2 separate regions of the Homo sapiens genome follow, and region 1 is linked to region 2. A link is a contact called in ENCODE POLR2A ChIA-PET data. All regions are on one chromosome and are shown on one strand. The core of a region is the stretch at or near the end of the contact, and the rest is flanking DNA. Distances in the headings are between cores, read along the strand shown. Region 1 has its middle 16 kb from the start of DCHS2. Region 2 overlaps LOC101927947 (a long non-coding RNA gene).

Region 1 (5,218 bases), core at 2,299-4,798, 340 kb before region 2:
CTCCTGGTTTCATTTACTCCCTGCTGTCTTAACCTTGGCTCATTCACACATTTATGTTACTCACTGGCTCCTGAAGAGAGTTGAATTGCCATTAATTAAATCATCTGTGATTGTAGGTATAAATGCAATGTATTAGATCCTTGTCATTTGCATATCTACTTTTTGAAGTGTGTGACCTGTAGCTCTTTTAAATTTTATTAGTACAAGTTTTAAATCCTGCCCAACATGTCACACAGGGCCACAAATAAGTGAGCCTGAAACCACCAGAACTCACATCTCCAAGTTTTGTTCTGCAAAACTTGGATTTTTCTATGTATTAGGGGTAAAATAATGAACTATCAAGATAGCCATAAATGTGGATATGTATAAATGTCCTGCTGTGTGCTAGTAAGTATAAAATAATCACCTATCACAGCCATGCAAGGCTTAATCTAGAAAATATTCAGAAGCAAGGCCACCAGAAATCAACACAATGAAAACACCAAGAGTGGCTCCAAGAAACAAAGTATGTTACAACTTAAAAAGACAGCCCAAAAAATCAGTCTGGGATGTTTTATGTAGCAAGAAACAGCTTCAAATACCTAAGCAGGCCCTGGGGGCATTGGGGAGTGGAAGAATCAGATATCCTTAATTACATCAAAGATTCATGGCGGATACTTCAAGTTCAGCATATTTTATTTAAAAGGCAGAATGTGAGTAATACATTAAAATATATACACCAAGAATGTACTCTAAGTCATAAAGGATATTTTCATGTGAAATGGGGCCAAATATAATTATCTGAAAATTTTGCCCAACTCCCTTGACAATACTGTTAGATAGTTTATTAAATCTGCATATCAGTTTTGTAAAAAAAAAAAATTTAAAAATAAGACAAAATGCCTCTCTATCCATATGGTCTTTGCGAACTGTCTGCCTGTGGGAGATTTGTTATGTGTGAGAATGAAAGTGCAAGAAGGATCCAATGTGTGAGAATGGAGTGCCTTTCCTGTAGTTTTAGGGAGAGAACTGTACCCAACATGGGGCCACCTACTAAACAACCCTTGGTGTGTGCTTGGTGCATGACTGGAATGCTGTACAAGACCTATACTATTTCCCAATTTTGTTTAAAAAAAGTTGAATTTTTTGCAGGTAAACCAGAAACATTTGGGTACTCCAGTGAAGTGATATTGAACCATGATCGTGCATATGTTAGGGCAGGGCAAGCCATCTGACCATGTGTTATCGCACACTGCTAAAAGCAGACAGCTGGAATGATCAAATCCATGTTACAGAGCCCAGACAACATCTCCTATTGTCCACAGGATGGACATAGGAGATTGTCCAATATCTCCATACAAAGAAATTCTTCCAGGGAATAATTTCCCAAAAGCAGGCAGAAAATGAAAGCCCTTCCATCTGAATGATATTAATTAGCTGCTCTCTCCACCATGCCTGGTCTACTGTTTACATGTGATCAAGAATGTGGGAGATGGCTAATTATTAGCACAAAAAAAAAGAAATATGGAAATTAGAGAAGGCAAAGAATGGCAAGTTGGTTAGTCATTTGAATTTTAGAGCTGTTCTGGGGGCTGGGAGTCTCAAGGTGCTATTTAAATTCAAAGACCATTTGGAAGCTTTTTTCAATATTCAAGTTATGTGAGTTTCAATATTTATGCTGAAGTTAATATTAGAAAGACTACTCTATCTTGCCTGTGGAAAAAAACAATGAAAAGGGGTTATTTACATGGTTTACCAGTCAAGGCAGTTAAGAGCTTGCCACCTTATCCTGAGTTTGTGCAGAAGCTGTGCTGGGAATTTTATCCGGATGGCAAATGGCTGAACATGGAAAATTAACATTTCAGATGAATATCTTGTGCTCAGAATTGAAAACCCATCAGGACATGCAGGCTCTGGGCCCCAAAGCCCCTCATCTGGATAGAGCATCATTGACCACCTGGAGCTAAGCCATCTTTACCTCTCTGCCTTTGCAATCTCCTACTTATATGTTTCCTCCTTCTTGTTTGCTTATTTCGGCTTTCAACTCTACTGGGCAAAAAATACTTGTTTTTTGTCCAGGTCTCAGTAGTCATGAAAATCTCAAGGTTTGACTGCACCACAGTTGGGGGTGTTTAATTAAGGCTAGACACCATCCCAGAATTTCTGTGCCCACCAGACTTGCATTGTGATATTCCAGCAAGTCAAAAGGAGCAGACAACTTAGCTAAGTGGAACTGATATACGTGGAACATGGGCAGAGTGAAAGGAAAAGAAACACATGGATTTCTTCTGGCATTTGCCAATTGGCTAGTCATAATCTTCACTGTGACCAAAGTAGGTCTCTTTATCTTGAAAACTTAACTTTTTTAAATGGCAAAGTTCCTTAAGGAGCCTAAGAAGGATACCTTGCATTTAAGGAGACAATGTTAATTTGTTTCAAAATCTCAAGTGCTCGAGATGATGACAAGATCAATGCCATGATTTCATTCTGAAAATTATTTTCTGTTTATTGCCCTGAGTGTGAATTACAGTGTGAGGCTGCCCAGCCCTGCACTTGCCCTGAATTCTGTTCTGTGTCACAGAACCTGCTTCATCTTCTTCCTTGCGAACACAGCTTGCTATAGCCTCGACCTCCTGGGCTCAAGCAATCCTCCTACCTCAGCCTCCTGAGTAACTAGGACCACAGGGATGCTCTACCATGACTTGCTAATTTTTTATTTGTACTTTCAGTAGAGATGGGATCTCCGTATATTGCCAGGCTGGTCTCAAACTCCTAGGCTCAAGTGATCCTCCTGACTGAGCCTCCCAAAGTGCTGGGATTATAGGCGTGAGCCAGCATGTCAGGCCTACTTCACTTTCTTACAACCCAAAAGCTGCAAACATTTTCTAGGATCAGTGATTTTTAAATTCACACCTGTCTAGCCTTGCTTCACCTTGTCCATTTTCCTTCTTTACTATAATAATGATGGGGGAAGAGGACTGCTTAAAAAAGAAATGCAAAGAGAGCAGCTAAGCCAAGAAGTAAATCATGAAGTTTGCTGTTTGGTCAGTCGGCCAATCGTTTCTGTGATGAATCTACTTAGACATAATTTCCAATATGGATTTATTTATAGGGCATGAACTGGTAATTAGTTATTGACTCTGAAAAACAAATTATTTACAAAGCATATATTCTATGATGTCTCATGATACAAATGAGTTTTGGAATGACCAATGACTTTTCAAAGCAGCTTATTCTCTACCTGTGTACAAAAGTCTCCAGTGGCTACTATGCTGCTTATGAGAAATCCAGTTCTAAGTCATTTGAAAACAATCATTCTGAGAACAAACCTTAAAAAATAAGCTAGTCTATGTGATGAAATAATAGTTAAGAATAGAGCCAAAGAGAGGAAGAAGGCTGGGTGTTGTGGCTCTTGCCTGTAATCCCAGCACTTTGGGAGGCCGAGGTGCATGGATCACTTGAGCTCAGGAATTTGAGCCAGCGTGGGCACCTGTTTTTACAAAAAATCAAAATATTAGCCAGGTGCGGAGGCTGAGGCCTGAGAATTGTTTGAGCCTGGGAGATTGAGGCTACAGTGAGTCATGATCACACCACTACACTTCAGTCTGGGTGACAGAGTAAGATCCTGTCTCAAGAAAGAGAGAGAGACAGAGAGAGAGAAAGGAAGAACTGGATGAACCTGTTTTTGCAAAGCAGTATCAAAAGGGGTTTGAATGAATATGTTTTACATTTCCTTTCAGCCTCACCCATCTTTGCAATGCCCTGAGTTGCCCTGAACCTATTTATTGTTGGTATGCCACTAGACATAGGTCACTTCGCCTCTCTACACCTCCATTATTCTTTTATTCAAACCCACCTTAAATAGCTCAAGAGTATAGAATATGTCAATGTTTCAAGATGGACTTGACATTTCAAAATAAAATGACTGCTTTCAAAAATATTAGAAACATTTTTCTCCACTCTTAAAATCGTCATCGTATCTGCTGTTCATTTGTTTATTCATTAATTCTCTCAATAAGCAGCTCTTGAGGACTTCTTACACGCCCTGTTTTGGGTTTGTATTGTCAAATAGCATCAACTCACTGCTGTCCTAATACAGTTGACAGCTATGGTCTGGAGCACATACCTCCTAAAAGTAAAAGGCTTAAAAAAGTTCTCTGGGCTTCAAAGGACCTGAACCTGAAGATGGCTTAAATAAGTGGGTCCTTCAGTATCTTTAAATAATCTGGGGGAGGGAAACCAACAAAACTCTACAAAAGAGAGTCACTAAGAGTAGACCCTAAAGGTAGAGTTTTGTAATTTTGAGTTTCTAGCAGTAATCAAGTGGTTGTTAGTTTTAAGGCCTGGAAAGAGGGACTGGTCAGGGAATCTCTCCAGTTCTGAGCTCCTCTGTTTATAAACATGTTTATAAAGGGAGGACCACTTGGCTTTTCACCTACTCTGTGATCACAAGGTGGCAGTATTTCTGAACTTTGCTGCTGTTATTTCACGTAAAATGGAATTGGGCAGAATTGCTGCAGGGAAGCCAGAATAAATTTAGAAGAACCTTAGCATGTGAAATAAAACCAACCCGCAAATAAAAATAAACTGATTATTTTCCACATTTTATTACTTTGCATTTTTGGAGGCATAAGTCCATGCCTAGGAGTTGAAGGCATTTGAAAGGCTACAATTTAGTGACATCTTCTCAAACTCTCACATAATGAGAGCTGGCTAAGGCCTGGGGAGGACAGGAGGGTGATGAGCCTGGGAAATGAGCCGAGGTCTGATCACAAAGGACATTGCATGCAGGAATAAGGAGATATGACTCTAGTCCTTAATGGGAGAGCCACTGAAGGGTTTTAAAACAAGAGGGGAAGGTAGTGGAGATAATCGGATTGTCTCTTTGGAAAGATAACTATGGAAGTATTTAGTAGTTTGTCAGTGGAGGGATGGAACATGTTTAGGTATTGGAGGTAGGCTGGCTTGTCAAAAAGCAATTCCAATCATTTAAACAAGACCTGATTATCCAGATTCAAGAAATGGTGGAGAGATGGAGAAAAAATTTAAATCAAAAATATAGTCCACTGGACTCAGTGAAAGAAAGGAAGTTTAGGAGAGAAAGTGGTATATTGGGGCTGGTATTTAACAGTTGTTAAATATACCAGCCCCCAAAAATACCAGCCCCAATATACCAATGGGTCCTGTTAAGTATCAGTTGGAAAAGATTCGTCATCCATTGAGAATGAGGAATTCACAT
Region 2 (5,166 bases), core at 819-3,318:
CATTTTTAAATGTTATATGTCAATCAAAAATTTGTTTTTAAATGATCACTATGGTATTTTGATGTCATTAGTACTTTTCAAAAAATGAAGTAATGGTTCTATTTTTCAATGTCATTCATTTATAACACACAGGAAAATGATATCCTTTGTAATCATTTATAGTGTTAATGAAAAATTTTAGATGTTAACTTAAAAATTTATGAAAAAGTATGTATTTTTTCTTTAAAACCTTTGAATGTATATCTGAGAATAAAGCTTATTGACCACTACTATAGTGTGTGAAACTCAGTAGAAGAGGCTGAGCCTTACTTAGGTGCTGTTTTGATAAGGAGCTGTGGACCTGTATATATTTCCCAAAATAGGTCTCCAGTCAGCAAAAAATTAGAGTATACTGAGGATACTTACAAATGATATAAGTAGAAACTATTTTTTAGCTAACAAGAAGTTTTAGGTAATTTAATGGTTGTATGCCACACCAGCAGAACTCTGGGTTGTCAAATATACACTCTACAGAGCAGTTGGTCACATATGTGCAGAAGTCCTTACTAGGATCAGCAATGATTTTTCTTTGTTTTTTTTTTTCCTGCCCCTCCATGTTAGTAATAGAAATGGAGACAACAGTAATAAGAGGTGAGAGAATCAACCTTTGCTCCAATCATTTCTAGTTTTATAGTAAATTGTTCCCTGTTATGCAGGTGAGGCAATGTCTTCGGTCCCATCTTTGGGCATATTTGGAGATAAGCCAATTACTTGTTCTAATTCTTCTTTTTCTGGAACTTTCTAAGCCTAGATCTTGGATCATAGCACTCTGCTCTTCTCCCCTCTTCCTATGCTTGAAATCTTCAAGAAACTCTCCACATAAAAGTTACTGGCCAGCTTTATATCTGCCTCTCTGCTGATATCCTTTATTTTTGAAAACTCAGAATCTCTTTACCCTCCTTTCCCCTCATTCCTTCACCCAGGATTGTGAGCTCGTCTCCTTTCTCTGGTTTCTGCTTCATCCATTGTGCCATTCTTCTTCTATGTGTTGTTAATGCCCTGCTTCCAATCAATTCTTCCTTTTTGTTTTAACCTCAGGCCAAGGTTTATTCCTCCTCAAAATTTTTCCCTTGTTTTTATTATCCCCTTGAGTACCAAACTTTGCTGTTAATTTTTCTGAAAGAATAGTCTCGACTTAGAAACATCACTTTCATTCCAAACATTTGCTATGTAAATTAATGTTGTCTGGATCCTGCCCTGTAATTCCACAGAAACTCCTATGACAAAGTTGTCAATGACCTCATAATGGATAATTCCAAAAACCTATTCCAGGCCTAGCTTTTTTGACTCACCTTTGTCATTTTCCTCTTCACACCAGCCTCTCCTCCTTTGAACTACATTTTATTTGATACTGAGGAACTTCGCTCACCCATTTCTTTCTCTCTCATTGACTCCTTTTATGACTTCATCACTTCCTCTTGTCATCTAGCCATGTAAAAGAAGGAGCTCCTTTGGGCATTGTGCTGAGAATGTCTCTCTTTGTGTCCCCTCCCCAGCCCTACTATTTTTCTGCTCATCACCCCATTCATTCTCATAGTGTTGGCCTTACAGATATAAACTCCAATTAGATCTTGTCAATGAGACTTGGGGCCTCAATAGGGTGCTCTTGAGTAATATGTGTTGACTCCTAAATCACTTATATATTTATTTACTTTACAAGATGATGTTTATATGGTTTTTGGTTTTTGTTGGTTTTTGATATTTTTTTTTTCTTTTGAGACAGGGTCTTGATCTGCCACCTAGGCTGGAGTGCAGTGGTGCAATCATGGCTCACTGCATCCTCAAACTCCTGGGCTCAAGCGTTCTTCTTGCCTCAGCCTTCTGAGTAGCTGGGACTACAGGTATGCACTACTGCACCCAGCTAATTTTTGTGTATTTCTTTTCTTTTTTTTTTTTTTTTTTGGCAGATACAGGCTTTCACCATATTGCACAAGCTGATCTGAAACTCCTGGGCTCAAGCCATCCACCCACCTCCACCTTCCAAAGTGCTGGGATTTATAGGCATGAGTCACTGTGCCAGGCCATATATGGTGTTTTGCTTATATGTTTTCAATTTTAAGGTACCCAAGGGCAAGCACCATGCATAACTAACTTTCCACATTTCAAAAATGATGATGGTGGTGATTTTAAAGCTTCCTCTTTCTTACCTTGTTGACTCTCACAGTGTCATCTGAAGGGGCCATTTCTCCTGGTTACCCTAGCTTTTTACCAGTGACTTGGTCTCTTCCTGTAGTGGCAACACACGTGAAGCCAGTCAGAAAGAAACAGTGCTTCTCTAGCAGCATGAATCAGCAGCCACAAGTTTGCATTTTGGAAATAGTTTTGGCAGTGAGGGAAATTATCCTGAGTTAATTGGTGCTGTTATCTCTAAGTGGAAAGAAGGAGTCATCTGAGGGTGGGGTGGGGCAGAATGAAATCAGTGGAGGGCTAGCAATTAGGCCAACTCAGCAGCAGCATGGGAAAGGTTAGAAACAAATATTCTGCTGAAATTGAATGTAACTTAGAGCCAGAAAATTCCTGGGAAACCACATTAGCCAAACCTCTCATTTCACAGATAAGAGGCCCAGAGAGGTTGTTATTTCATCTCTGATTTAAACAAGTAAGTCAACAGCAGAACCACAGCAGGACTCTACAGCTCCAGTTCCTAGTCCAGGGCTTTCAGCTTCACCACTCTGCCTCAAGATGCTTCCATTGCATGGTCTGCTCAGGATTAGCAAGTGGGTCTTCTCTGTGGGGACTTTTTGACTCTTGAGAATTAAAAAAAAAAAAAGCATTATCAACCAAAGACTCAGCAATATATATATATACACAGAAAATCAACAAGGGCAACATCTTTTCAGAGGCCAAGTGGTCTAAATTGATGTAGACTTTCTCTTCAACCAGAGTCTTAATGTATCCTACATGAGGCGATGTATGTGTTGATTTGGGTATCTTCCCAGCCTCACAGATCATCGAACTTTGCCTTCATTCTTACACATCAGTCCACTCCCAGGGCCACAGTCCAGATACCAGCCACTACCAGGAATTGTCTGTCAAAGTCAGTTCAGACTGCTATGACAAAATACTATACACTGGGTAGGTTGTAAATAAGAGAAATATTTCTTACAGTTCTGGAGGCTATAATGTCCAAGATTAAGGTGCCAGCAGTTTCCGTGTTTGCCATTGGCCTGCTTTTTGCCTCATAGGTCATGCCTTTTAGCTGTGTCCTCACATGGTGAAAGGGAGCAAGGGAACTCTCTGGGGCCTCTTTCGTCAGGACACTAACCCCATTCATGAAGGCCCCACCCTCGTGATCTAATCACCTCCCAAGAACCCCATCCTCTAATATCATCACCTTGATGATTAGGTTTTCAGCACACGAATTTTGAGGGGACACAAACATTCAGACCCTAGCATATTCTCTTAGCAAAATTTCACTCTCCAATCTCTACTTCTAATTCTTCCACTTCTCACACTCTAACTATGTCTGTACTGTGACATTTCCACTCTCATCATGCCTCCCTATACCCTCTCAAATTCCTCTTGGTTTCAATTTTCTCACCCAGCTTGGACCATACAGTCAATAATTTCAGCCATGTCTTTGCAACATCTTTGTCTCCCACCTTCCTGATTCCTGGGTGTTGGGTCCAGCAAATCCTTCTGATGTGGTTTGTATCTCTGTTCCCACCCAAATCTCATGTTGAATTGTAATTCTCAGCCCTGGTGGAGGAGCCTCACGGGAGGGGATTTGATCATGGTGGTGGAGTTCTCATGAATGGCTTAGCACCAGCTCCCCTTGGTACTGTATGGTGAGTGAGTTCTCAAGAGATCTGGTTGTTTAAAAGTGTGTAGCAGCAGCGTGGGAAAGGTTAGACACAACTATTCTGCTGAAACTGAATATGATTTAGAGCCAGAGACTTTCTGGGAAACCAGGAATTTCCCGCTTTCTCTTCCTCCTGTTTCTGCCACGTAAGACAGGCTTGCCTCTCCTTCACCTTCCACCATGATTGTAAGTTTCCTGAGGTCTCCCCAGAAGCCAAGCAAATGCCAGAATCATGTTTCCTGTACAGTTGCAGAATTGTGAGCCAATTAAACCTTGTTTCTTTACAAATTACTCAGTCTCGGGTATTTCTTTATAGCAATGAGAGAACAGACTAATACACCTTACTTAATCCTATCACATTCATTTTTTCTGCTCCTGACATGTTGAGCTCAGTTGAATAAAATGACAACATTGTAACAATTAGCCACTAGTGTACATTTGTCATTTCCACTCTCACATGGGCCTTCATTACAGCTCAATATTTTTATTCTCATCCTATTTCTTATTTCCTGTATACCAGCAATATCAGAGCTCTCAAATTATCTCTTCCATTTGACTCACGTGACTTTCAGAAATGGCCACATTTCCCAGGACACTAAACAAAAAAGGGCCCATTGATGTACACTCCTCCAACTTCCACCTTCCCACCTCCAATAAACACATCACCACCCTTACCTTCTTTAACCTTCTCTAAAACCTACAGAGCTATTTAGATATAAATACCTGTGACTTTCCCCTTTCACCCGCATCCTCTTTTCCTATTGATTGTACAGAAACTTTAAAAATAATCATTTTACTGGGAGAAACTAAACTTCCCTCTTTCCCTCTTTGTACTTGCTAATCAAATGTCTTTGCTTAATTTTCTCTAGTTACACACACACACACACACAGAGAAAGAAATACACACACAGAGAGACACATACACACGTGAATTTAAGTTCATATGAGCCCATGAAATTAGTGCCTTTATTTAGTAATAAATCATCTTAATAGTAATAAATCATCTTAATATTTAGTAATAAATCATCTTAATAGAGCTCAGGGAAAAATAAGTACTGGTGCATGCTAGATTTGGTCATGGTGTTTCTACACACCCTCCCAGTAGGCAGTTTGTAGTAGTTCCATCAGTAATGAAATGCCAATTATCAGCAGTTAACAGCACATACTTAACCTGCTGATATCACATGAAGTGGGAGTTTTCCAAGATCTCAATCTTTTTATTTCCAAAATTTCTAAATTAGCAAGCCTACTCTGGGGCTACTTTATAAGGTATTTATGATACCTAGGAGCCCCAAGTATGTTTCCCAGAATTCATTTTAACTAAG

Evidence for each region. ChIA-PET counts read pairs that join two places held with the same protein, here RNA polymerase II (POLR2A).
Region 1: POLR2A ChIA-PET joins it to region 2 with 12 read pairs in H1. The contact joins two enhancer-like sites. POLR2A ChIA-PET finds 5 or more read pairs at or near these places in 2 of 52 experiments (B cell and H1).

What each region holds. Positions count from the first base shown.
Region 1 is chr4:154,505,686-154,510,903 of GRCh38, reverse strand. No RefSeq gene overlaps it. Among named protein-coding and RNA genes, the nearest start is that of DCHS2, 16 kb to the right of the region's middle. Within about 2 kb of position 3,548, at least 3 of the 41 ENCODE cell types and tissues checked have a DNase peak (open chromatin) inside an H3K27ac peak, as active enhancers do.
Region 2 is chr4:154,162,598-154,167,763 of GRCh38, reverse strand. The region is part of intron 10 of LOC101927947 (a long non-coding RNA gene); the gene reads right to left. Among named protein-coding and RNA genes, the nearest start is that of DCHS2, 330 kb to the left of the region's middle. Within about 2 kb of position 2,068, at least 4 of the 41 ENCODE cell types and tissues checked have a DNase peak (open chromatin) inside an H3K27ac peak, as active enhancers do.